Linked DNA regions of Mus musculus: all the other regions are linked to region 3. A link is a loop called in an ENCODE intact Hi-C map of the cell type or tissue named here. Cell type or tissue: left cerebral cortex. All regions are shown on one strand. Each heading gives the region's core, and the rest is flanking DNA. Links, peaks and the distances in the headings are about the cores only.

Region 1 (4,000 bases), core at 1-4,000, 670 kb before region 3:
GTCCTGGGGTTTATCTTCTGTGTTTACGGGCCTTCTGACAACATACTGGTGGGCACCATCTTCTTCAGACATCGAAAGACTTTCAGATTCTGCTAGCTCTTCTCAGCACCAATTGCCAAGGCACAATACTATCTGTCAGTCCAGGAATAGCCACCCCCACCGCTTTTTATAGAATAACCAAGCTGAGAACACTCAGATTGGCACCCACAATGCATCCTCAGACAGACTCTCTCTCCAGCATTCCTCGGGCTAGAACAAGAACGTCCCTGACTCAGCAGCAGGCGCCCTTTGCCGTCAAGCACCTTGCTCGATGGGAAAACCTTGTGTATAGTTCCTACCACTGATCTGGACCACATGACCATTCTATCTTCACCCAGAGCTTCAGCGGCTATTTCTGTGGCCAGGGCTTCTCACAGAAAGCGCACAGCTTACACTCATTGTCCACTTTAAAGAGTTTCTGAAGTAGGTGGCAAGGAAAGAGATATTCAGCTTCATTTTGACACTGCCGACCTCCTAGTGAAAGAGACTGTCATTTCATCATAACAAGCACTGATTGTGTCTGGTTTGTTTGTATCAACTTGATTGACACACTTGGGACACAAGGAACACCCTATCTAAGTTGTTTATTCAGATCTTTGAGGATGACATGAGCAAGCGGTTTGTATTTCTGCTTTTAATCCATGTCTTTCAAGCATGTCACATGACAGTATTAATGAATGAGAGTGTGATTTAATGTCTTCTAAGCAAATCTATTAGTAAATCATTTATTAAATCAAACCTGTAGCTTTGAGTTTCTTCTACATTAATTGAAGAGTGGTAGATAGTATTGCCTTGCAGTCAGGCTACCTTTGGATCAGCCAATGAGAAGAGAGATGGAAGAATATCTAGAAAAAGAAGTTACTTTAGTTTTGAAAATCAAATTATTGTGGTTTCAGGACTTGTCGCTTTAATCCAAATGGAGGAGCTTTACAAAAATGATGTGGTTATGGTTAATAAGGTGTTTTATTAGCTGCTGGCAAACACCTATACCCAAGCTACGCAACTTAGCTTAATGGAGGAAATGTTTATTTTGGCTTATGATTTTAGAATTTCAGTCCATTGTAATAGGAAGGCATGGTTGCCATGGGAGCATAAAGAGGAAGCAGTTCATATTCCTGAGGACCAGGAAGCGGAGAGAGTGGTGAACCCAGGGTCTAGACTCTAACTTTCATGGGCTAGGCTCTAGTGGCTTAGCTCTTCCAGCTAGGCCACATCTCCTGAAGATTCCATAATCTCACAAAGCAGAGCCACTATGTGGGGACCAGATGTTCAAATCAGGAACCAGTGGTGCACAGTCTAATTCACAGTTACCGGTATCAACCAAGTATGATACGTTTCATCTTAGTGCACGTTGGCTTTCTAATCCCAGCCTTTAAATGACGTCTAATGAGCAGGTGGATCCTTATCCAATAATAGGGTATTGTACTGCTTAGAAAACAGGAATTGGAGACAAAGAGACAGGCACAGAGGGATGAAGAGATGCAGAGAGAAGGCAGATCCTGTGAAGGCAGAGGACTGGAGCAATACATTCACGACCAAGAGAAGGTTGCTTAGATGTCTTGAGGCTACAGAGAGGGAAGGAAGGGCTCCTCTATGGGCATTGGAAGGAATATGGCCCAGTGAGTGCTTCAGACAGTTTCCTTCCAGAACTGAAAGATTATATACTTTGGTGGGTTTTAAATTTTTATTTATTTTAAATTACGTGTGTGGGCGTGTAGATGCTCTCAGAGGCTAGAGGTGCCAACTACCCTGGAGCTAGAGTCAGGTGGTTGTGAGCCACCTGTCACGGATGAGTTTAGGTTCTCCGGAAGAGCAATACATGCTCTTAACCACAAAGCCAACCCTACAACCCCTGCCTTTGTTTTTAAAGCGATTCTATCTGTGGCCCTTAAAGCAGCCCTCGGAAGTCTGCGCGTGTGCTAGAGCGTCAAGGACAGGTAGCAGGCCTGGAACTTGGCCTGAGGTAGGTGAGCTATTAAGGCAAAGCCCGCAACAAAATAGCTAGAAACAATCTAACAAGGCAAGCAAGGGCTGCCTCAGAAGAGGCCTGAAGTCGTTTTCTCCTTGTAGTTTCGGGTGGCTTCCACCAGGGGGCAGAGCGGGACTTCTGTGCACAAAATAGGAAAAGAATCTCAAGACAAACTGTCGGCAGGTTAATTCCCCAAGCTAAAACCACCCTTCAAATACCACTCCATCCCCACCCCACCTTATACTACCTCCAATACTCTCAAACACCACTACCACCTGAAACCATCCCCCAAACATCTCCACCTCCACTCCACCTTCATAGCATCCCACTCACACCCGGCAAACGTCACCGCCACCACCTCTCCTCCCGCTAGGGGGAGAAGAGAGGCAAGAGACTTCCCGATTGCTTAAGGAAAAGAGAACTAGGCCCTCAGAGCTAAGGCAGTCTGATCTCCAGTTCCCCGCACTCTGTCGTGGATAATATCGGAGACAGGCCACCTGCCTTTCCTTCAATCAGACCTTGAATCCATTCTCAAGTATTCTGATGGAGAACAATTAACGTTTGCATCATAGGAGTACAGAGATGACTGCCCAGAAACCCATGTTTTCCTGCAACTGCTTCAACAGCAGACAGGCTAGTGCCCCACCCCCTTGACCATAGTGGACCTCAGGGTTTTGACAGGAGGGGCCGGAAACATAGACTGGAAGGAGCATGTGAGCCCCTTCAACTGCTGCCTTTGTGCAGATTCACAGTCGTTCAGTCCCTTTGGATTTTTTACTGTACCCTAGAACCCACACCATAGTCATTCTTCTAACACCTGCTCTTTAGGCTAGTTAGAGTAAGTTTTTATGATTTGCAAAAACCACAGAATTTAAAAAAACCCAGAACTAGTATGAATTATGATGTCTGTGGATAGAGATCTACTAAATGCATTACTTCAAGTCATATAGGCAAATTTCAAAAAAGGAAAAATAACAAAGTGTGTGGGCATGGTGGTGCACACCTGTCATCCTGGCATTCGGGCAGCTGAGGTAGGGAAATCGGGAGCTTAAGTCCAGCCTGGGCTATGCAGAAAGACTCTGTCTTAAAAATAAAGCAAAACATAAAAGTCAAACAAACAAACCCAAAGCACACAACCGCCACCCCCCTCCCACCACCACTGGGACTATTAGAAGTCAGAAAAAGGCTAACTGTGTGCAGATTCTCAGCAAACATTTCCTGGCTGGCTACCATCATTAGTAATAATACCCAGTAAAATTGATGTAGGGATAAGGGAGAGGTCGGTAGTGAGGCCTCTGCCTCTCTACATGGCAATGGAGACAAAGTGCTTTCAAATGGCTAAGGGCAGGCAGTGAGGTGCAGTCCTACTGTGTGGAGTTACACTCTGACGGCCAGTTAAAGCCAAGAATGTTTTCTTCAGAGCGTCAGGGTGCTCACTTCAGAGACCTGTTTGCAAAGGTCCAGGCAGCACAGCAAGTGGGCCTGAAGTTCAGATGGGCCAGTTGCTGGGCAGGATGCGCACCTGACTAGTGGGAGGTGCTGTTTTCTGATGTACAAGTAGTTGCTCACAGCCTACCTGAGCATCCGCTGTCCGTCTGGTAGGAGAAAATAGTTCCTCATTATGGTTTTAATTTACATTGCCTTAATTGTGTGTGGGATGGAGCTTTCTCTTGTGTCTATAAGCTGTATTTCCTTTCCTGAGAGTCGCCTTCCCAGTATCCTTTGCATCACAGCTCCTTAAACTGCCCATCATGTGGGGGGCCTCCAGGATAATTTGGCAACAGTGAATGGTTTTTGAATGTGCATTGACCAAAAGGCAGTCCAAAGTTATACACGTAAGGAATGGATGTGCCTCTGGCAGCACCATCTTGAGACTTTGAGACTTTGCTGCAGCCTTGAGTCTGAGCACACCCCACACCACTTTGCACTGCCTGTGTCCTCAGGCCACCCAGAGCCAGTGAATGAGAAGGGTGCAATTGACTATCTGCAGAA
Region 2 (4,000 bases), core at 1-4,000, 680 kb before region 3:
TTTGCCGTTCTCCAGATGCCAAGAAGTCTACTGGGCTCTGTCTCCTAGCTGAGAATAAAACTCACCCAGCAGGGGGGGGGCAACATTGTTGCAATCTTCAGATAGAGTCTGGTGGGGATTGGCCAGCCGGTTGTTTCTCAGCAGCTCTGAAAAATGGCTTCATACAAAGTTACAAGCCGTGTGAACTCTGAGCAGTGGGAATCGAAGCCAGGGGATCTGCCTTTCACTTCTAGGCTTCTTACACTATTGTGGCTACTGGAGATGTTTGTGTGGTGAGCATCTTCCACCCAGCTCTCAATATTCCTGCATCCTAGCATTCACCCTCCAGCCTTGTCTCTTGGGGTTTTTGTTTTGTTTTTATTTTTTATTTTTAAAAAATTATGTGTAAGTGTTCTGCTGCATATACATCAACATGCCAGAAGAGGGCATCAGATCCCTTTATAGACAGATGGTTGTGAGCCACCATGTAGTTGTTGAGAATTGAACTCAGGACCTCTGGAAGAACAGCCAGTGCTAACCTCTGAGCCATCTCAGCAGCCCGTCTCTTGGGTTCTTTCTGCTGACGACTGCATACTCAGAAAGGAGGGCATGTTGGTTCTATGCTAGAGTGTAAATCACAGTAAGGCACCTGCTGTGCCTCTGACCTTCCTTTCTTATCTTTTTGTGTTTGTGTGTACATGTGCATGTGTGATCAGAGCTTAGATCAGATGTCTTTCTTAATGACTGTTCACCTTATCTTTTGGATACGGAGCCTCTCCCTGAACCTGGGATTCACCAGTGTGACTAGACTACTGGCTGCCCAGTGGGCTCCAGGGGGTCTGCTTGGTGGCTGCAAGCCACACCTGACTTTTATGTGGTGCTGTGGATCCAAGCACATATCCTCATAGGTACAGAGCAAGCACTTTATTGACTGAGCTGTCTTCCCAGCCCCTTAACCTCTCACTTTGATGAGCTCTCTACAGTAACCCCTGCAAAAGAGTACATTAGTGAAACACAATCTCCTGCTGGCGTGGTTGGCATCACTTACTTTATTTCTGCTGTTGCACTTGGCTGTGAGCTGCCTGGGTCCCAGCTTGGAAGCTACATATCATCCATCATTTGGAAACTCGACGCTGCAGCTCCATCTTTCCGTGCTGCTAAGAATGTCTTGTGTGTGGCTATCTTGGGGTTCTCTACCCTTTGTACAAACTTTAGGAGGCATTTTCAGTGGTTGTTTAGTGAGCAGCCTCTAGGACCATACTATTGGGATTCAAGATTCAACTCAAGTAATTGTTATTGGCCATGGGACTCTGGGAATTACATCTAGTGTCTCCATGCCTCAGTTTAAAGTCCATGCAGTGGGGATAATTATACTATCTACCTTATGAAGCTGTCATAATTATGAATTTACGTAGGTTCTTTTCAGGCACACAGACCATTTTGGAGCGTATGTGCATCTAGAATGAAGAGAGCAAGTTTTGTCTGTCAAGAATATACAGTAAATGCTCTTGGCTTTGAGGACTGTGATATTTCTGTTACCACTGTTCAGTTTTACCTTTGTCGTGTGAAAGCCGCCTCGAATCAAAAGGAAATGAATATAAAAAGGGAAGTTCCAAGAAAACTTTATTTAGCCAAAGCCTGGTGGTGCAAACCTGTAGTCCCAGCTGAATGGGAGGTCGAGGCAGGTAGATCACAAGGCCTGCCTGGGCTATAGAGTGAAACCTGTCTCAGTATACAAGGTTTTTGTTTGTTTGTTTGTTTTTAAAGGATATAGTTCAGTGGTGAGTGTTAACCTCACACATACAAAGCCCTGGGTTCAATCCCTAATAACCCCCCTCCACCCCACAAAAACACAACAATAAAACAAGACCTCTATTCATTCTGTGACAGGCAATGTTGGCACACTGCCTGTAGGTTGCTGACACCTGAAAGAAAACATCCTTTCCTCTTGAGCCTATTTTATCAGCCCCACTCAGAGGTTTGCAGGCACCCTCTAGTGGAAGCATCTAACATAGCAACCATGGTTTAGCTCCACAAATACAAGCCAGTACAGTAGCAGGCTTGTGTATGGCAGCATCAATCAACTAACCAGGTTGTGCCATCTTTACCGACAGGCAGTTACCAACTGTATAAAGCTGGAATATGTATTTCCCATGTCACTCTATTTAAATGTGTATAGTATCTCTGATGGCTATTCTCGGTTGTCTGGAATAAAACACGATTCAGAAATGGAGGGCTCACTGGGCTCCAGATCTTGAGGCAGGAAGATAACATGTCTTTGATCTGGATCTTGAGACTGGAAGACACAGCTTTTGATCTAGATCCTAAGGTGGGATGACACAATCTTTGGATCTGGGTGGACACTGTGGTGGTTTGAATATGCTTGGACCACAGGAAGTGGCACTATTAGGAGGTGTGGCCTTGTTGAAATAGGTGTGGTCTTGTTGGAGGAAGTGTGTCACTGTGGGGGTGTGCTTTGAGGTCTCCTAGGGCTCAAGCTCTGCCCAGTGCAGAAGAGACCTTCCTCCTGACTGCCTGTGGATGACAGTCTCCTGCTGCTACCTTTGGAACAAGATGTGGAACTCTCTTCTTCTCCAGCACCATGTCTGCCTGCATGCTGCCATGCTTCCCACCATGATGATAATGAACTAAAACTCTGAAACTGTAATTTCCAATTACATGTTTGTTTTTATAAGAGTTGCCATGGTCATGGTGTCTTTTCACAGCAATAAAATCCAATCTAGGGTAGACACACCCCTTTAATTCAGATCTTGAGGCACATCTTTAATCTGGGCCGTACCTTCTGCTGGAGGCCCACATAAGAACAACGGAAGAAGGGAGGGGTTCACACTCATTTTGCAGCACATCTATGGAAGCCTACTTCTTCAGAATTCCAGCTTATACAACAGATCAGCTGAGTCTGAGCAACTACTAGATTCTTAGACTTCCTGTTCACAGCTGGCCATTGTTGGGTTAGTTGGACTGCAGCAAGTCTTTCCAATAAATTACACACACACACACACACACACACACACACACACACACACACACATTCCATAAGTTCTGTGACTCTAGAGAACCCTGACAAACACAATATCGACAAGGTATGTGGAACACAAATTAGTAAAGCCGTCTGTTTAAGGCCCACTCACCTCTGGGTATCAGCCATAGAGTGCCAGGCCAGTGGAGTGCATCTTCAACAAAGTGCCTTCTCCTTATTTTTCCTGGGCGCACCGAGTGATATCTCATTGGGAAGGCATAGTGTTCCTGTAATACACAAACACGTCACAGAAGCCCCCTGCTTCCTCTGAAGCCTGGAAGAAAAAGCCTCACCCCACCAGGTAGGCCCAGGTCCATCTGTGGACCTTTGGCACGGACAATCCACACCAGTGCTCCTCTTGAGCTTCAAACCTGAAAACTTTTCACACATATCTGATCCGCTGAAACCTTCCGTCTAACCCAATGTTATACCTGCTCCAAATGTCCCGTCTCTCAGGCAGAGATTTGATCTTTGAATTTGTCGTCTGATGATCTAGCCCAGCATGGTGGCCTTGCTGCGCGTCTTGTCTCCCTGCTGCCATCTGCCCATCCAGAGCCGCCCACTTCACTGACTGGAGTGTGGAAAGCAGGCTTTCCTCCCCCCCACCCCCCACCCCTTGGAAGATTTGGTTTGTGTTTCTGTCTTCTCAGAGTCCTAACTTCCCCCACAGGAATGTCTTAATCTAGAATTTTCTATTGCTCGTTCAGCCCTTTAACATCCCACAGCCCCGGGGGATTCAGCAGAGGATCCTGGAGGACCGTGTGAGTGAGCAAGGAAGGGAGGGGACAGAGCGCAGTCACTCCCTGGAGCAGCCCCTGTCTCCGGGGAGACACTTGGTGGTCACTGGTGCATCCTCGGCTTCTGAGCATCCCTTAGAATAAAGCCCTGAATCTGGAGAACTAATGAGCAGTTGCAAAGCTCCCTCCATTAATGGTGCAGTGTTGTGTTCCCAGTAACGAAGGCTGATTGGCACCACATTCA
Region 3 (8,519 bases), core at 1,905-5,904:
AAAATTAATTTCCTCATGTGGCGAAGGCATTATTTCAAGGGGTGGGGCTGAGGGTACTACTTCCTCAGGTGGGGCAAACCCTTGAGAATCTGAAGATTCAAAATTCTCAGCTTCTACATGGTCTTCCCACACATCCCCGTCCCATGTTGTAGGATCCCATTCTTTGCCAATTAGAGCCCTTACTTTAACTGTCGACACACTCTGAGGCTGAGACTTGAATTTTCGCTGTAGTTCAGCCAACCTCACAATGAGAGTTTCTGTTTGATTTTCTGCAACTTGAGCTCTATTGCTACAAGAGAGAAGATTCTCCTCAAGGACACACTTAGCAACTTTTAGATCGTTTACTTGTGTCTGGAGCCTTTCGATTTTATCACACAACTCCTTCTTTTCATTCATCATTTTTTCCACAGATACTAAGAGCAGCCAGCCAGTAAAATCATTTTCCGATTTTTTCCCCATCTTGTAGAAAGCTTTGTGCACTGAATCACCTAATTCATTAAGAAAATCAAGGTCATTAGCTTCTTTAAGTTCGGAATATAGTTTCAACCATGGGTCTTCAAAATTCTCTGAGTTCCCAGGAGGGAGAGAATCTGGAGAGGTTTCAATAGTTGAAAGTGCTGGTGGATCAACAAGCCAATTCCAGTATTTTAAAAGATTCATCCTTGTACTTCTGTTACTCTAGAACCACTCCTGGTACCAACTTCTGTATTAGTCAGGGTTCTCTAGAGTCACAGAACTTATGGATAGTCTCTAGATAGTAAAGGAATTTATTGATGACTTACAGTTGGCAGCCCAATTCCCAACAATTGTTCAGTCGCAGCTGTGAATGGAAGTCCAAGGATCTAGCAGTTACTCAGTCTCACACAGCAAGCAGGCGAAGGAGCAGGAGCAAGAGCAAGAGCTAGACTCCCTTCTTCCAATGTCCTTATATTGTCTCCAGCAGAAGGTGTAGCCCAGATTAAAGGTGTGTTCCGCCACACCTTTAATCCCAGATGAAAGGTGTAGCCCAGATTAAAGGTGTGTTCCTTAAACTCGGAGATTCAATCTTCTGGAATCCATAGCCACTGTGGCTCAAGATCTTCAAACCAAGATCCAGATAAGGATCTCCAAGCCTCCAGATAAGGGTCACTGGTGAGCCTTCCAATTCCGGATTGTAGTTCATTCCAAATATTGTCAAGTTGACAACCAGGAATAGCCACTACAGGGAACTTTACGTGCATGGAGCTGGGGATCTAACTCAGTTGGCAGAGCACTGGCGTGGCATGAAAGCAAGCCAGTGCTGGGTCCAACCCAGCACTCAGGAGATGGGGGAAAAAGGGTCAGACGTTTAAGGTCATCTTTAACTGCATAGTGAGTTAGAAGCCATCCTGTTCCATATCAGATTCTTGTCTCAAAAGATAAATAAAGGGATGGAGAGATGGCTTAATGATTAAGAGCAGAAACTGCAATTCCAGAGTACCAAAGTGCAATTCCAAGCACCTACGTGATGGCTCATAACCACATCTCGGAGGGAGGCAACACCTGCAGACATCTGTGCACACACACACACACACACACACACACACGGCCATACGCAGACATATATTCATACACAGAACTTAAAATAATAACATTTGTTTTATTTTGTTTAAGACAGTATCTGTCTACATAGCTCTGGCCATGCTGGAACTCATCGTGCAGACCAAGCTGGCCTCAAACCCACAGAGATACACCCCCTTCTACCTCCCAAGTGCTCAGATTAAAGGCATGCACTGCCATGACTGCCTGAAATTTTTTATTTAAAAAAACAAACAACAGCAACAACAAAAACTATGGCTCAGTGGATAAAGATACTTGTTGCCAAGGACAATTCCTGGAACACTGGTAGAAGAAAATAACTGACTCCTGCAAGATGTCCCCTCAACTCCAGTTGTGCACAGACACACACACAATTAATTAACTAAGAACACAGCCTACGTGCACATACAGCATGCAAGCTGGAGTTTCGGTGGATGGACATAGCCTTCTGTCTGCAGAATCAGAGAGAATATGGCTGACCACACCAAGCCTCTTTTCCATATAGACAAGGATAAAATGCACAGGAAATGACCAACAACTGTGGGGTGTTACAGCCAAACGGAACACAACTGCCAGGTTTCAACTCTGTGTCTACCAGTTTATGTCATCCAGAACTTGAAGCTGTGAACCATGACCCCATGCACCTCCTGATTGTCCCCAGAGCAAGAAGGAAAGGGGGGATGGTTAGGGGGATGTGTTCCCCAAAAGTTCTTGTGTTGAAAACTTAATCCCAGGCACTGGCATAGCCTCATACGAGACAGTGCCTGGCAAATACAGAAGTGGATGCTCACAGTCATCTATAAGATGGAACACAGGGCCCCCAATGGAGAAGCTAGAGAAAGCACCCAAGGAGCTGAAGAGGCCTGCGACCCTATAGGTGGAACAACAATAGAAACTAACAAGTACCCCTAGAACTCATATGTCTAGCTGCATATGTAGCAGAAGATGGCCTAGTCAGCCATCACTGGGAAGAGAGGTCCCTTGGTATTGCAAACTTTATATGCCCCAGTACAGGGGAATGCCAGGGCCAAGAAGCGGGAGTGGGTGGGTAGGGGAGCAGGGCAGAGGGAGGGTATAGGGAACTTTCAGTATAGCATTTGAAATGTATATAAAAAATATCTAATAAAAAAGAAAGAGAGAGGGGGGAAAGGAAGGAAGGAAGGAAGGAAGGAAGGAAGGGAGGGAGGGAGGGAGGGAGGGAGAGAGAGAGAGAGAAAGAGAGAGAGAAAGAGAGAAAGAAAGAAAGAAAGAAAGAAAGAAAGAAAGAGAGAGAGAGAGAGAGAGAGAGAGAGAGAGAAAGAAAGAGAGAAAGAAAAGAAAACTTAATCCCCAAAGTCATATATTAATGGGCCTTGGAGAAGTGACTACTGTTAGGTAAGGTCCTGAGGATGGGACCCCAGGGTGGCACCGGTAGCTTTATAAGAAGGGGAAACTTGGACTCTGTCTCACTGTGTGATGCTTCTGCATGTTGTGACCACAAGACCCTCAGCTGACGTTAGCAGCCCACTCTTAGACTCCCCTGGCCCCAGAACCATAAGCTAATCAAACCTCCATTTCTTATAAAGTACCTTGACTCGGGCATTTTCCAGACTCATTTTCCATGGGAATATAGAGAGAGGGACTCTTACACTTTGAAGGACACTCACTACAGAATGTCAGGCCCCGGAGATAGTTCTTATGTACCCACTGTAATCCAGAACTGTCTAGCAGTAGAAACAGAGTAGAAACCAAGCAAGAATACTCCAGAAGCCATAGATGTTATAGAGTAGACTAAGAGGAAGTTTCTAGATTTTCAAAAGGAAGAAACTGAGACTGAGTAAAGTGTGTATGTGTTGGGCCACAAAACTGTGCAAACAACAACATGGAGATTTGAGTTTGGTCTGTCTGACCCCCTCCCTCCAAGAGCCACAGGCAATGCAGTGAGGGACAGCATGCTCCCATTGGCCCAAAAAACCCCAAAGAGTCACCCCAAGTTAGACATGATGACTCACACTTATAAGTCCAGCACTGGAACTGGAAGAGACCATGGTCTAGGTCAGCCTGAGGATCATAGCAGATCCCAAAAAGGGGGGAGGAAATTCATCCTAAAGACCAAAAATCTCAGGTCCTAGGCAGGACTGGGAGCCTTTATTTGGCATCTCCCAGATCCTAAGTGTGTATCTCAGCAGCTAGCTCTCGCGAGAACTCAGTCCCAGGCTAATCGCAGGTAGAATCTGATAGACTATCGGTACTGTGTCCCTACATTGGCTTTTCCTCTGCAAAATTAAACGAAGAACAACTACCCCACAGAGATTTCAAGTTAATATGGGTGAAAGTCTTATAATAGTTCCCAAAACACAGCTATACTCAGAAGCTGTCCTTGGTTCCGCTTCTGCAGAAAGGGGAAGGAACCGGGGTGACACTGGGTTATGCTGATTTCCAATGAAATCATTCAGTGTGTTCACCCTCGGGCAGATCCCCATCTTCCTAGTCAAGGGGTAAAGTCTGAAGGGGGGCAAAAGTGTTCTGGGGAAGTGGGTATGACATCCTGAGTGGGTTTGTGAAGAGATCTTTGCTTGGCTCCTTTGGAAAACATACCAGAAACAAGAGACCAGATTATCGTGAGTTGAACCTTGGGGTTAGCCTGACCTCTAGTGGTCAAATAATAAACCATCGGGGTACTTGAGAGCCGCTTAAGGGTAAACAAAAGGATAACTTTGTTTATCCACTTATCCGGTGGGTGGTTTTTGAATCCACAAGGTCTTGAGCGTGGCTAAGCTGCAGGCACACTAAGTAAGCTCCATGGTTCACATAAGTCTTAAGTGGTAGAGTTGGGGTTTTACACCAAGCCTGCTTGATTTTAGAGGTCTCTTGTTTATCCACACAGCATGATCGATGCCTGCCTTTATGAAGCCTTCATGTTTAATTCATAGAGACGGCCAAGCTGATGAAGGCCACCACAAGTATGCCTGGAATAACACAAACATATTATAACGCTCATTTTTTTTTTCAAACCGGGGAACTGCTGTTCGATGGCCTGGCACTGTGTATTTGACCACGCATTCAATGTTGAGTTAGTATATGAATTTCCACCTCCTGCTTCCTGTCCCAATGATCGCTTCATATGGACACTACAAATGCCAGCTTGTTTGAGGGTGGCTGGTCTTCCCATCTGCTCTAAAATTCAGCAAAGCCTGGAGGTTGGGGCTTTACTCCCTGAACCCCACAACAGAGATTTGCTGAACCCCACAACAAAGATTTGCTGATGGCTAAGACCACACCCGCCCAGCACTGAGTGAGTCACAGAGTGTTCAACTTACAACAGTCACCCTCAGATTTCTGGACATCAGGATGGACGATGCCAAAATGGTCCATACTCAACAGAAACTATATTTGAGATTTTAGATTTGGGTTCTTTCCCAAAATAACAAAATATGCAGCACGGTGCTCGATCCTGACACTAGGCAGAAGCAGGAAGCCATGGCTCTGATCAGCTCCATGCTTCGGAAGATAACAACCAACGCTTGACAGTATCATAAGTCATGGTGTTCAACAACTGGGTACAGTAAATGCATTTCTGGCTTAGGATGGGCTCACTGGCATTTAACCCCCACTGGTAGGTGGGATACTGGTCAAGGCATGGAAGGGCAGCCATCTGTTTCCCAGGCACCACTTGAGAGATGAGAATGTCAGTATGTCGGTATGTCAGTGTTTTCTGAGACAAATGGCACAGTGAATGATCTGTAACAAGTTGAGAACACTCTTTACAAATAGGACAGTCACTGAGTCCCTTTACAAGGGCAGATGGTGACTCCTGTGTCTGGACCAAGTGAGGAAGAACCTTGTAGCAAGATTCCTCCAGCACTAAAGAGAAAGTCCTGGGGGCTAGAGAGATGGCTCGTTCATTAAGAGCACTCCCAGAAGACCCAAATTCAATTCCTAGCACTCGTGGCTAGCAATGATCCGAACTCCAGTTCCAGTGGGGAATCTGATGCCCTCTTCTGGCCCTTCTGGGCACTGCACACATTTGGTGCACAGACATATAGGCAGCAAAATACCCACGCACATTAAATCAGAATGAACACGGCTTTAAAATAAGGAGAGAGAAAATCCTGTTTTACAACTTTTTAAAAGGCCAGCCGAACGCTAAAAGGTGAAGATAAATACAACACGCTGGAGGCGGAGTTGAGAAGGAAGGCAGAGCTGTTCTTTATATGCCCCAAGGCCCTACCTTAGAGGCAGTTACCCACAGACAGTCACTGCTGAGCACATTGGAGTAGGGAGGGGGATTAAGTACTTTAGCAAAGTGCCTAATAGAAGCTGCATACAGGAGAAGCACTTAGGTTTGGAGCATGGGCTACTGTATGCCCTGTAGCAACTCCAACTTGCTCACATCTGGATGGATCGGGACGCAGAGGCCAGCCAGAAGTAGGGCTAGCCTGTAAACCTCAAGGCCCACCAAGTGACCCACTCCCTGTAGCTCAGCCCACCTCCTAAGGTTTTCATAACTGCTGAGACCTGCCTGACTTTGGGATCAACCAGACCAAGGCAATGGGGAAATGAAGAAGTGGGTGACACATACACAGAAATGCTGAGCTGGGCATGCACTCGTATGGAGATGTATCAGCAGTCCAGAAACTCAGCCCAGTTATTATATGCAGTGGAATGAGAGGGAGGAAGAGGAGGAGGAGGAGGAGGAGGGGAGGGGAGGAAGAAGAGGAAAAGGACTAGGTACTCTTAGTAGGTGGGGTTTCTGTAGAGCAGTCCCTTGTTGCTGTCACCTGGGAAGAGGAAGCTGTGGCTGGAACTCTTCACATACTATCAACGTCTGACCAAAGGAAGGGTCCGTAACGTGGCTGTACTCATGCCAATAACACTCATTCACTCGAGGTTTCATCCACTCTCCACATAGAACCCCCTACCAGGATGAACAGCGCCACCATGAGGGGACCAAATGTTCAAACCTGGAAGCCTCTGGGAGACATTTTAGCAGAAAATAAGATCATTGGAAAGCAGGCAGGATTCAAGTGCTACCGTAGACGAACTCCAAGCTCTGTGTAGCTCATTCCCAAGCACTGCCTTATCTCACTTAGATTTAAAATAACCCAGCACCGGTCTCTCAAAGAGCAATGATGATCCCCAAGCTGGCCATAACTACTGCAGGGCTAAAGATGAATCAATACAGAGGCCTTAAACTGGCCACAAAGATGAAGGGCAAGTGGAAGACAGTACGTGCAGTTAGCTAGCTAGTGTTCCCTGGCCAAAGCTAACAATACGGAAAGATAAACAGACGGCATTCAGTAGTGCTGTTCCTGCCTGGCCACAGAGCTAAAAGGTATGCCGACAACCATAAAAGAAATCGAGTTTGTTATTATTTCTTCCTATCGTCGATTCATCCTGCGTGCTTGAGCACATTGAGCAACTCCAGCTGGCTACAGGCTACGTCAAAGGATATTAAAGTTAAATCTTTTCCCTTTTGTAAGGCAGAATGAGTAAAGTCTGGGGCTTTCATGCCCCAGACTCTAGAAGAAAGGGCAACTTTGTGGTACAAACACATACAACACGCTGGAGGCGGAGTTGAGAAGGAAGGCAGACAGAAGGAAGGCTCCCTGGGAGCCTGGTTCTGGTCTTTTTTCCTTTGTTTGTTTGTTTGTTTGTTTGTTTGTTTGGTGACATGGTCCCCAGTAGCTCAGGCTAGCCTTGGCTTTGTTATGTAGTTGAGGATGGTGTTGAATTCATTGTTCTCCCACCTCCGCCTCCCTGAATGAGCAAGGACGACAGGCAACAGGGGTACCCCACCATGCTCATCCTTAACCCCCTCACTTCTCTCTGTTCCCCTCTTCTATCTCTTTCCAGATAGCATCCTTATCCTGGCACCCAGGATCGCATCTAATTTCAGCAAACTGCTTTTGCATCCCTTTTTTTCCTTAAATCCATTTCTAAGTTCTCTATTGATGTAACCAAGAACCTACAAAGGGAATCCTGTGCCCTAGCAACGCACAACTATCAGCTTTTAATTTTTTTTTCAGCTTTTAATTTTTATCTTAAGATCAAGTCTAGGCTCTCTAGACTGCCCTTGAACTCAATTTGGAGCCCAGGAAGGAGGACCTTGAGTTTGTGATCTTCTGCCTCGGCTTCCAGAAAATGAGATTATATGAAATCTAGCAGCTAGAATTTAAGGTCTACATTACCTCAGAGCCCACACTGCTCTAACAGATCTACTGTGTCCCTCACCCCTGACATCGAGGCCTGTAGCTTTCTCTATAAAGTTCTGCACACACTTGGTTTCTGAGACAAGAAGAAAGGTGCCAACAGTTCGTTTAGGAAGTGACCCCAAAAGGCACTAGGAGAGCAGTGGGGGTGTGAAGGGGGTGTTCTACTGCTGCAGCGCACAGGAACCTGGGGCACTTCAGCAACAGAAACATTCTCATTGTGGGACCTGGAAGCCCAAGATCAAGCCAAAGGACTTTTTTCCCCAATGCCTCTTTTCTTGGCCTGTGACAGAGACTCCCCTGCCACCCTTCCATAACTACCATCTGTGTCCCAGTCTCTCAGGCTTAGGACATACCCTATCAGACTTGTGTTTTTAAATCAATTACATCTTCCCGACCCCTATTTCCAAACACAGTTGCATTCTGAAGAATTGGGTTTTGACATGTGGGCTTCTCAGAACCCAATTTAGTCATAAGAGGAAGTAAGACAAGGGGTGGGAGAAGGAGCACCTTCGGGTAACTGCTATGAGTCACTGAGTGTGGCCCCACCCCCACCCTGGGAGATCTGTGAGCCTCTGTCCTCCCAGGTCCTGAAAGGTGAGGGAGGGTGTCTTTCTTTCACTCCCATCCATATTGCTAGTGGCTTTAACTCCACCTCTGTTAGTCTAAGACTAAGAGTCCCATTCAAAAGACGAAGGGAGGGTGGATGAGGTGGCCTTCTGGATGTAAATAAATAAAATAATTAATTAAAAAAGATGAGGCCACTATCAC

Evidence for each region. Peaks named below come from ENCODE experiments on the same cell type or tissue, not always from the same donor. Only the 100,000 strongest peaks of a DNase experiment are listed, where the experiment ranks them.
Region 1: it touches region 3 in a loop (2.8-fold over the local background); 24 of 42 quality-filtered maps call a loop at or near these places.
Region 2: a loop joins it to region 3, with 2.0 times the contacts of the local background. A loop is called at or near these places in 21 of 42 quality-filtered maps.

Annotation. Positions count from the first base shown.
Region 1 is chr7:122,249,531-122,253,530 of GRCm38, forward strand. No RefSeq gene overlaps it. Among named protein-coding and RNA genes, the nearest start is that of Gm29903, 7.3 kb to the left of the region's middle. In left cerebral cortex, for the core only: CTCF peaks have their summits at 2,200 and 2,400; DNase peaks (open chromatin) are centred at 139, 2,168 and 2,348; H3K27ac peaks cover 1,766 bases.
Region 2 is chr7:122,240,496-122,244,495 of GRCm38, forward strand. Gm29903 (a long non-coding RNA gene) reads right to left here and starts at 3,758. Exons shown (of 4, transcript XR_869922.2): 1 at 3,451-3,758; 2 at 3,132-3,246. In left cerebral cortex, for the core only: CTCF peaks have their summits at 410 (motif pointing right) and 1,975 (motif pointing left); DNase peaks (open chromatin) are centred at 1,970, 3,632 and 3,968.
Region 3 is chr7:122,916,193-122,924,711 of GRCm38, forward strand. It overlaps Gm39082 (a long non-coding RNA gene), which reads left to right and starts at 8,323. Exons shown (of 4, transcript XR_869923.1): 1 at 8,323-8,345. In left cerebral cortex, for the core only: CTCF peaks have their summits at 4,187 (motif pointing left) and 5,541 (motif pointing left); a DNase peak (open chromatin) is centred at 4,175.